Regions from separate parts of the Homo sapiens genome. Here region 2 is linked to region 1. A link is an interaction called in ENCODE POLR2A ChIA-PET data of the cell type or tissue named here. Cell type or tissue: MCF 10A. All regions are shown on one strand. Links, peaks and the distances in the headings refer to the core of each region. The heading gives the core; the rest is flanking DNA. Region 1 has its middle 170 kb from the start of LINC00862. Region 2 has its middle 180 kb from the start of NR5A2.

What was found. ChIA-PET counts read pairs that join two places held together with the same protein. Peaks named below come from ENCODE experiments on the same cell type or tissue, not always from the same donor. Only the 100,000 strongest peaks of a DNase experiment are listed, where the experiment ranks them.
Region 2: POLR2A ChIA-PET joins it to region 1 with 5 read pairs; 2 of 35 experiments call an interaction of 5 or more read pairs at or near these places.

What each region holds. Positions count from the first base shown.
Region 1 is chr1:200,204,810-200,210,197 of GRCh38, forward strand. No RefSeq gene overlaps it. Among named protein-coding and RNA genes, the nearest start is that of LINC00862, 170 kb to the right of the region's middle. In MCF 10A, for the core only: no CTCF peak of the experiment used is centred there; DNase peaks (open chromatin) are centred at 1,742 and 2,172.
Region 2 is chr1:199,840,317-199,845,704 of GRCh38, forward strand. No RefSeq gene overlaps it. Among named protein-coding and RNA genes, the nearest start is that of NR5A2, 180 kb to the right of the region's middle. In MCF 10A, for the core only: no CTCF peak of the experiment used is centred there; no DNase peak of the experiment used is centred there.

The sequences.
Region 1 (5,388 bases), core at 194-5,193:
CTTTTCTAACAACTCTTATTTTAAGTCTCCGAAAAGGAAATAAAATCAAAGATGAAATCAAAGGTGAAGGGGTAAATATAATATAGTTCCTGCCCCTGAGGAGCTTAGAGCTTAGCCAGAGAAGAAGACATGTAAATAGCTAACCATATACCACAACACAAGGTGTATTATTATAAGGTGAATAAAGAGCTAATGGAACATAGATAAAAGAGGAATTCATTCAGCCAACACAGAAAGGGAGAGGAAGAGGAAACAGAAAGAGTCACAGAAACGACACGCAAGCTGGACTTTGAAGAATGAAAAATTCACCAGGCGGAAGGCATCACCGACCCAGAAATCAGTGTGCACAAAGTCATGGAGGAATGACAAATGTGAAAAGCCACAAGGGAGTGGCTGGAGGCAAGGTTGGAAAGGTAACTAAAGACACAGAAAGTTTTGCTCTGGTACACTAACAAACTGTGCATTCTCCTCTACAAGCAATATGAGTCTTTAGAGGTTTTGAGTAGGGAAGGGACATGTTGAGAGCTGTGTTTTAGAAAGATCATGCTGGCAGCAGTATGGAGGATGGAATGAAGTGGGCTGAGACTAGAGGCAGAGAGACCAGTTAAGCTATTGCTATTGCAACAGTCAAGGTCAAGAAGAGTTAAGAGGATTGAATTAAACCAGAGAGCAGTGATCATTGGAAAACACAAAAATAGATTCAAGAAACCTTTTGTATATGAGGTTGGGTCTTAAGAATCAACAGAAAGCATAACTCCGGTTTTAGATTCAGTGGCCAAATCCGTAAATGGACTGGCTGCACACAGCCAGTGTTTCTGGAAACAAGGCCTTGAGAATCTTTTTCCAGAGATATGGTGGAAGCATTTTAAAGCTTGTCATTTGCTAGTTCAGACCCTAAGGACTTAAAGAGTTAATGACATCTTCCTGGTTGACACCAGTATAATCTCAAATCTCACAATGGTTCATTAAACATTGGGTTTATAGTATGAAATCTTTTTAATGACTTGGGATAAGATTCATGCCATTTTTATAAGCAGAAATTTGGCTGAGGGGTGTTATAATAGGGAGAGTAAGACATAGACACGATCATTCCAGAATGTGGACCGTCTGGCGCTTAAAGCAGGGCCAGCAAGTTAACAACCACACTCTCTTTTTGCTCATAATATTTCTTTCTCATTTAGGTAAGTAACTGAGGTTTAGTTGCTTCACTACTTTCAAGAAGAACGAAATGATCTATTTATTCCAAAAACGGGATCTAAAAATGAAATTATAGTCCAGAACCAAGTATGAATATAGATTTCAGTTAAACTTGACCAGTTATTGGGTTCACTGGGGTCAAGTGAATTGGATGGGTGGCATGGACACTCTGTAAGAGGCAGTCTCTTACAAAGTGCAACAAAAATCAAAGATCTGGACTAAAGGTTTTGGTATATTGTCCACCATTGGCTTTGAGAGACTTTTTATGGATAATTGAGAGACATGTGCCATTTTACCACACACTCATATTTGTGATGGCCTGACAGACACCTCTTCTCTGGATGTGTCACTGACCTCTCAAAGACAACACCTTATCCTATTACACCAGGGGCCAACTCTTCCTCCAACCTCCCCATAGCGATTGCTGGCCTGTCATTTGTTGCCCTCGCCCATCTTGGATTTTTCCCTTCCCCATCATACATACGAGTCAGTTACCCAGTTACTCTATGATTTTTCCCTTCCCCATCATACATATGAGTCAGTTACCCAGTTACTCTATGAATTCTTCCTCATCTGTGACTCATTTGCCTTCCTACTGTCTCTACCTAGTTTTTATTCCTGATTCCTCTCCCCTAGATAATAGTTCTCTAGCAAGCTCTTAACCCTTCAATCTCCTCACATTCCTATCCACTAGGCATTCTACCACAAATTAACCTTAAATTATTTTCTAATTCTCTAATTTTTATACAAAGAGCAGAGCTTTAGAAAGTTCAAAAATAGTTTTATGTTTCATCTCTTCTACCAAATAAATTCTAGACCCCTAACTCAGATAGTTTAAAACCCTACAAATCTGACTCCATGTTTTGTAGGGCATTAAACCAACCAAGTCAATGGTCTAGAATTTATGGCCCTTCACCCTAAATGCCAGCCCAAGTTGCACCACTCCTCCTGAGTCAGACCTTACAATCCTTCTGTGGCCATGATCCTGTGCAAACTAATCCTCTGCCAAAAATACCTTTGCCCTCCCCACCCCTCAAAATCCGTGGTCTATTTCCATCATGTTACATTGAGTAAAAAAAACCCAGGAAACAAAAATGAATATGTGAGTACAATGGTAGAATCCTGCTTCTTCCTTCTTGCTTTCTCCATTTATCTACCCATCAATCTATCTGAAATAAAGAAAACTGGATTTTAAAAGATATACGCCAAGTTGTTAAAAGGAGATTTCTCTTGATGGCACAATTCTGAGTGTCTTTTTTCATTTTATTATCTAATTCTCTAATTTTTATACAAAGAACACATTTACTTTTATAGTAAGAAAAATTCTTCCTTGTTTTGGACAAACTGTGATAAAAAGAAAAAATTGTTAAAAAGTAAAAAAAAAGAAAAATGTGTATTAAGTTTTTAAACAATTATAATTTAAATTGAAAAAAAGTGTGTCCATCCTTCAAAGCTCTACTCACATGGAGAGCTGCTTTGCTAAACCTGTTTTTTTGAGATGGAGTTTCACTCTTGTTGCTCAGGCTGTAGTGCAATGGCACGGTCTTGGCTCACTGCAACCTCCACCTCCCAGGTTCAAGCGATTCTCCTGCCTCAGCCTCCCAAGTAGCTGGGATTACAAGCATGCGCCACCACACCCAGCTAATTTTTGTATTTTTAGTAGAGACAGGGTTTCACCATGTTGGCCAGGCTGATCTCAAACTCCTGACCTCAGGAGTTTGAGGTCCGCCCGCCTCAGCCTCCCAAAGTGCTAGGATTACAGGCATGAGTCATCACGCCTGGCCTAAACCTTTCTTGATGATTAAAGATGTGCTTAAATTCCCTTTCCTTCAACCTCCTTAGTAGCTTCACACACACACAAGTAGTAACTGTAATGTTGTTAAGACCACAGGCTTTGAAATCAGACACACACCATGTAAAATCACTTTCACTGTTGTTATGGGCTGAATTATGTTGCCCCAAAACTCGTATGTTGAAACCCTAACCTCCAAAACCGCAGAATATGACTATATTTGGAGCTAGGGGCTTTACAGAGGTAGTTAAGGTTAAATAAGGTCATTAGGCAGGCCCTAGTTCACTCTGACTGGTGTTCTTATAAGAAGAAATTTGAACACACGAGAGACATGAGGGATGTGCATGCACAGAGGGATGACCATGTGAAGAAGCAGCAAGAAGGCGGCCATCTCCAATCCAAAGAGAGAGGCCTCAGAAGGAAACCAACCCTGTCAGCACCTTGACTAAGCATTCTCTTAGGCCAAAACATTCTAAATTCCCACAACTCCCAGGTCGGCTCTTTGCTGCTCTACCCCAGTCAAAAGCAGCACCCTAGGACAATAGTGTGCACCCCCTTGCTCCATCCTCCCTGAGCCTCTGTGTTAGAAATCAGTTCTCCCCAAATACATAGTTAACATAACCCATTTTTTGCTATTATTTTCACAGAAAGTTAACTTCCGAAAGCCGGAACATTTTTATGAGTATCTAATAAGCCACTTCCAAATTGCATTTAGCTGAAATTGAAAGTACAATCCAATTTATTTAAACAGAATTTCTTACGAATGTACTTGAAGAGAAGGCCAGTAAAATAGGGCTGGAAGAATTTCCCTTGGATCCATTATGCTTCCCTTTGCCTACCCAGAAGTCAGGAACTTTTGAGTATTAAGGACAGAATGTTCAGCATTCTAATAATTAACTGAACATAATCTGGAAATGAAAAAGCGGGGGAAATTTTTTTTAAACTCTCTCGGAAAACAGAAATAGTGCACTTAGATCCTTCAGCACAGATTCACAGCTGAACTGCAGTTACCTGCATATACTCGGCTAAAAAAGAAAAAAATTAAAGACCATGTACTAAAGCATTTTCTATTAATTACAGCATTTAGAAGATACGTATCCCCTATTTTAAAATTTAAACCTATTTTTCATTTTTATTAATCTATTTGGGGGTTTTTGGTTTCCTAACATGGATGATGTGGCAACATGTAGCTTAACTCTTACATTGCCAGTTATTTTTGTTTCTCTCGATTCTTTTCTTCAAAATCTTATGTCTTTTCCATCATTTGGGAAGTTCTATCAATAACTTTATAGTTGAGCCTGGTGCGGTGGCTTACACCTATAATCCCAACACATTGGGAGGCCAAGGTGGGAGGATTGCTTTGAGCCCTGGAGTTTGAGACCAGTCTGAGTAACACAGTGAGACCCTGTCTCTAAAAAATATACAAAAATTAGCCAGGCATGGTGGCACATGGCTGTAGTCCCAGCTATTCAGGGGGCTGAGGTGGGAGGATCACTTGAGCCCAAGAAGGTCGAGGTTGCAGTGAGCTGTGATGGCACCACTGCACTCCACCCTGGGAGAGAGAGACCCTGTCTCAAAATAACAACAAACAAACAACAGCAAGAAAAAACAGTTAGATATTCTTTAAATATTTTCTTAAAAACTAAATTTTGAGAAGACATAGATGTACCTAAGTTATAAGCATAATAAAGAGTCTTAGTGTTTTCATAGGGAAGAAAAGCCAACATGATAGTGTAGAGACAGTGAAGGCTGGGACCCCTGCACTTAGGGCTCCCTGGATTAAAGCCTGTGACAGAGCAATTCTCATCTTTAAAGTTCCCTAATGACTAATGTGGATTTTAGTAATTATTTAAGGGCCCCGTAAGGAGTGTAAGAAAGATAAAACCCTAATTCCAAGACTGAAATTAAATGGGTATCATTTCATGAGGAATTTGAAAAAGCTCTTTGAAAGTATGCGAATGTAATATGGAGGTATTGAATTTCTTCCCTGTGACTATTTCATTATATTAAACAATCCATAAAAACTGTAAGTAATGGCAGAGATGAGACTACTGATTTTTCTCGCTTGATTTGTCCTGAGTTCGCGTTAACTGAGCATAAGAAACTCCCGTTCCCTGAATTGGGCACTGCCATGCAGAAAGTTTTACTGCAGCAGTTGAAGAGGAGTTTTAACACGTTGCACAGACGTCCAGTCTCTGGGACTGCTGAACTGTAATAAACTACACCATTAAGTGAAACATTGGATGGAGAAGCTGGCTCATTGGGTCGGCGGTTACAGTTATAAGTAGCTCCTTGGGATGCTAATAGATTAAGACGAGTGGTTTAAACTTCCAAGACAGACCTCCCGCTTTAGTAAACAGCAGAGTAACAGACTTACATAATACCTCAGGCAGTGTGCA
Region 2 (5,388 bases), core at 304-5,303, 360 kb before region 1:
AAAAAAAAAAAAAAAGAATTAGCCAGGTGTGCTAGTGCACTCCTGTGGTTCCAGCTGCTTGGGAGGCTAAGGTAGGAGGATCACTTGAGCCTGGGAAACAGAGGTTGCCACTGCAACCTCTCGGCTCACTAGCTGAGGCTGCACCACTGCACTCCAACCTGGGTGACAGAGTGAGCAATCTCAAAGAAAAAAAAAAGAAGTAAAATTCCTTAATAAAATATTAGCAAATAGAATCCAGCAATATATAAAAAGAATTATACATCATAACCAAGTAGAATTTATTTCAGGGATGCAAGATTCTGGTCCCATATTCAAAAATTAACATAGGCCTTTATATTATCAGGCTAAAGAAGAAAAATCACGATTATATCAATTGATGAAAAAGCATTTGACATAATTTCATGGATAAAAATTATCAGAAAAGTAAGATGAAAGTGGAACTTTCTGAACTTAGCAAAAAATCTATTTTTAAAATACAATCAATGTTATATTTAATAATAAAGTATTTAGCATTTAGTGGTAAAGACTAAATACTTTACCCCTAGGGTTAGGAACAAGACAAGGATGTCCACACTCACTACCCTTACTCAACATAACACTGGGAATTCTAGCCAGTGTGAGATGGCAAGGGAAATAAAAGGCAAACAAACCGCAAAGGAAGAAATGAAACCACCCCTATTTGCAGATAATGTGATGATCTGCATAGAAAATTTCAAGGAACATACAATGGAATTCCTAAAACTAGTAAGTGAGTTCAGCAAAGTTCCAGCATATAAGATAAATATACAAAAGTCAATAGTATTTCTACATGCCAGCAATGAACACATGGACATCAAAATTAAAAATACAATAACATTTTCATCACTCGAAAATGAAATACTTGGATATAAATGTGACAAAACATGTACAGATCTTGTATTGTGAAAGCTACACAACACTGATGAAAGAAATCAAAGAGGATCTAAATAAATGGAGACACATACTGTGTTCATCAATTTGGAAGAGTCAATATAGAAAATATGTCCATTATCTCAAAATCAACATACAGATATAATGCAATTCCTATAAAAATCCTTGAAAAACATTTGTAGGTATAGAAAATTTATTCCAAAATCTATATTAAAAAAGCAAAAGAACTTGACTATCCAAAACAATTTTGAAAAAGAAGAATTATAGCCACGCGTGGTTGTGCCTCTAGTCCCAGCTGCTCAGGACGCTGAGGTGGGAGGATTGTTTGAGCCCAGGAGTTGAAGGGTACAGTGAGCTATGATTGTACCACTGCACTCGAGCCAGTGTGACAGAGCATAATAATAATAATTTTAAATAAAAGAATACAATAATAATAATTTTAAATAAAAGAATACAAAAAAGAATTAAGTGGGGAAAAAAATCAGTCTACCTGACTTGAAGACTTATTATATAGCTACAATAGTCAAGGCTATGTGGCATCGGTGAAAAGATGAATACAGAAATTAATAAAACAGAAGAGGATATACAGATGGTATATACGTACACTATGTAATTAGACTTTGGGGAAATGCAAATTAAAACCACAGTGAGATATCATTACACTCCTATAAGAATGGCTAAAATTAATATAGTGACATCACTAAATACTAGATGCAGAAAATCTTTATCCGTCCTCCATCACTGGTGAAAATATAAAATAGTACAGACACTTTGAAAAACATATTGACAGTTTCTTAAAAGGCTGAACATAAAACTACAATATGGCACAGGAATTGTACTCATGGGCATTTACCACAGAAAAAATGAATACAAAAAGATTGCTGTTTATATTAGTTTCATTTGTAATAGCAAAAATAAAAGAAAAAATATGTTCTACAACAGGTGAATGGTTAAACAACTGCGGTATTCACGCCAAGGAACACTAGTTGGCAATAAAAATGAATGAAATATTGACAAACTCAACAACCTGAATGAATCTCCAAAGATACTGAATGAATAAAGCCAGTCACAAAATAAAGCCACCTGATTCCATTTATATAATATTCTTAAAATTATAAAAATAGAAAACAGATTAGTAGTTGCCAGGGGTTAAGGAGGGATGGAAGTGAAAGAGCAGTCAGTCTGGCCATAAAAGGACAACATGAGAGGTCCTTGAGGTAATGGAAACTTTGTGGATCTTGACTATCAATGTCAGTATCTTGGTTGTGATAATGTACTGAAGTTTTGCAAAATGTTACACTTTAGGGAAGCTGGGTAAAGAATGCCTGCACTCATTCTGTATTATCTCTTACAAGGGCATATGAAGCTACAATTATCTTAAAATACAAATAAAAGTTTAATGTTAAAAATCCATTTTACCAGCCTGGGCAACATAGGGAGACCCCATCTCTACAAAAATACAAAAAAAATTAGCTGGGCCTGGTGTTACACACCTGTAGTCCCAGCTACTCAGGAGGCTGAGGCAGGAGGATCACTTGAGCCCAGGAGGTTGAGGCTGCAGTGAGCCATGATCATGCCACTGCACTTTAGCCTGGGTGACAGAGTGAACCCTGTCTCAAAAATAAAAAAAAAAAAAAATTCATTTTAGATACACATAATAAGTCAACACCTAGCTCACATTAAATCACAGCAGTTTTTAAACAGAACTAGATAATAACTCAATGACACAGAATTTTATTTGTAGAATTTTATTGAATATCTGGAATGCTTACCATATTTTACCAAGTCTGCTTTTTGTTAGTATAAAAAATATGAGACAAAACAAAAACTGAAGTGCCAATAGCATTAATAAAGAAAAGCTCTCCCAGCTACCATATGATCCAGCAATTTCACTGCTGGGTATATACCAAAAAGAAAATAAATCAGTATATTGAAGAAATATCTGCAACTTCATGTTTGTTGCAGCACTATTCACCAAAGCTAAGATTTGGAAGCAACCTAAGTGTCCATCAACAGATGAATGGATAAAGAAAATGTGGTACATATACACAATGGAGTACTATTCAGCCATGAAAAGAATGAGATCCTGTCATTTGCAACAACATAGATGGAACTGGAGATCATTATATTAAGTGAAATAAGCCAAGCAAAGAAAAACAAACATCACATGTTCTCATTTATTTGTAAAAATCAAAACAATTAAACTCAGCCCAGCGCAGTAGCTCACGCTTGTAATCTCAGCACTTTGGGAAGCCAAGGCAGGTGGATCATTTGAGGTCAGTTTGAGACCAGCCTGACCAACATGATGAAACCCCATCTCTACTAAAAAATAAAAATAAAAACAATAAAAATTAGCCAGGCATGGTGGGCACCTGTAATCCCAGCTACTTGGGAGGTTGAGGCATGAGAATGGCTTGAACCCAGGAGGCGGAGGTTGCAGTGAGAGATAGCGCCACTGCACTCCAGCCTGGGTGACAGAGTGACTCCAGTTTTTTTGTTTGTTTGTTTGTTTGTTTGTTTAAAGAGCTCTCCCTTTTTGTTTTTCTGTCTCCCTCCCTTCCTCCCTCTGTTCTTTCCTTTTTCCCCTCCTTCCTTCCTTCCACCAATCCTTCTGTAAAAAGAGCCATTATTCTTCATTTTTACTGAGACAAATTCACAGTTGCAATCTTAAATTGAAAAAGATTATATCATGGATTTAAGACTTGGAAAGAATGACAAAGGGAAACGAGAAAATAAGTGAAGAAAGAAGGGAGGAAAGGAGAAATTCTTTACTTAGGGCTGCTGTGTGCCAAGCACTGTCATTGTTATCTCATTTTGTGCTCATAACATCCCTGTGAGGGATACTAGGATATCTGCTATACAGATAAGCAAACTGATGCCCACGGAGAATGAGTCAGCTGCCTCTAAAAAGAAATTTAAGAAAGCAAATAGGAAATAAAAGTGAGGTGCAAAAAATGCACCATACTGATATTTTAGATTATATAAATATTTGTATATTAAATACTAAATATTAAAAAGCAGATTTTTTAAAACCCAAAAGAGAGGAAAGAGTAAGAGAAAATATGTTATTTTTTGGGATCTTTAAAACATACCCAGGGAATAAATGACTGAACAAGGAGACATGTCATATGTAACCAGCTTTGTTGGATCTGTCTTTAAATTCTCAGCATTATTAGCATCATTATTAGTAGTAATTATTTACTGACTACAACTTTTGCTTTTAAGCACTTCTTTTTGCAGACATTTTTCACTTCCTACTTTCTTGAGCTCTGAATGTTTGAGGTAAAGAGCACTTTCCAGGAATAATCTCTCCCTTCTACACTAACCAAATAAATACAAGAATCATTGGGCAGTAAGTATGCAGGGGAAATAAATCTTAATCAGCTCTTGACCTCCTGCCTAGCCCCACTGTGAATGCCATGCCAGCAAACATATGTTCTGCTCTTTTATTTTATGTATTAATAAACACCAGAAGTGCTTGTCAGTCAACAATGCATTTGAGGTGAGAAGAAAGTGTGTCTCAAATCTTTTTATCCATGTGGAAATTGTAAAATAATCTACATTAATCATTTACTGTACTTCAAATGAAGTATGTGTCCAAAGAGACCATTTGAAGCATTTATTGTCATTGAACATATGGCTTGTTTTCAATATCTCCCTGATTATTTTCAACACAAACATTAGTAGGAGTAGAGGAAGTGTATTCTACCAGATTTTAAAACAGATGTCAATTATATTGAAGTGTTCCATAAGGGCACTAACTTTGTTATTGACATCATAATGGAGATACCCAACTACTGTAATTAGCAATCTATTTAGTGGTATGTAGATCTGTAATCAAATGAAAAGAACTTGGATTTCATTCATAAGTTACATAACACCCGTAATAATTTGTAGCTGTCCAAAGTGCCATATGCTATAGAAAAATTAAATGTGAAATATAATCATAAATAATAATCTTGCTAATAATTTACTAGAGCTATCATTTTAAAGTGGTAGAAAGCTAAGTTGGATCAAGGGAAAGATTATTTAAAACATATGTTTACTATCACTCTAGAATCCTAGAATGATAGTGTTAAAACTTTGTGTCCTTTTTTTTAGCATCAGGGCCTTGTTTGCTGCTCAGGCTGGAATGCAGTGATTTGATCAAGAATCACAGCTCACTGCAGTCTCAAAATCCTGGGCTCAAGTGATCCTCCCACATCAGCTTCTGAGTAGTGCCACCACACTACACTAATTTTTTTCTTTTTTTTTTTTTTTAGAGACAGGATCTCACTATGTTGCCTACAATAGAACTTTGTTTCCAAGAGACATACCATTATATTTGAATATTACCTTCAAAAATAAGTAAATTCAACAAGAATAATATTTTTAAGGAAGGATACGAGTGCTGAGAAAATGGTTGTTGTAGTACAATATATTTATTTTTACAACTGGGGTAAGATAAGTGTATTTTTAATTAATTTTATTTTAAAAAAT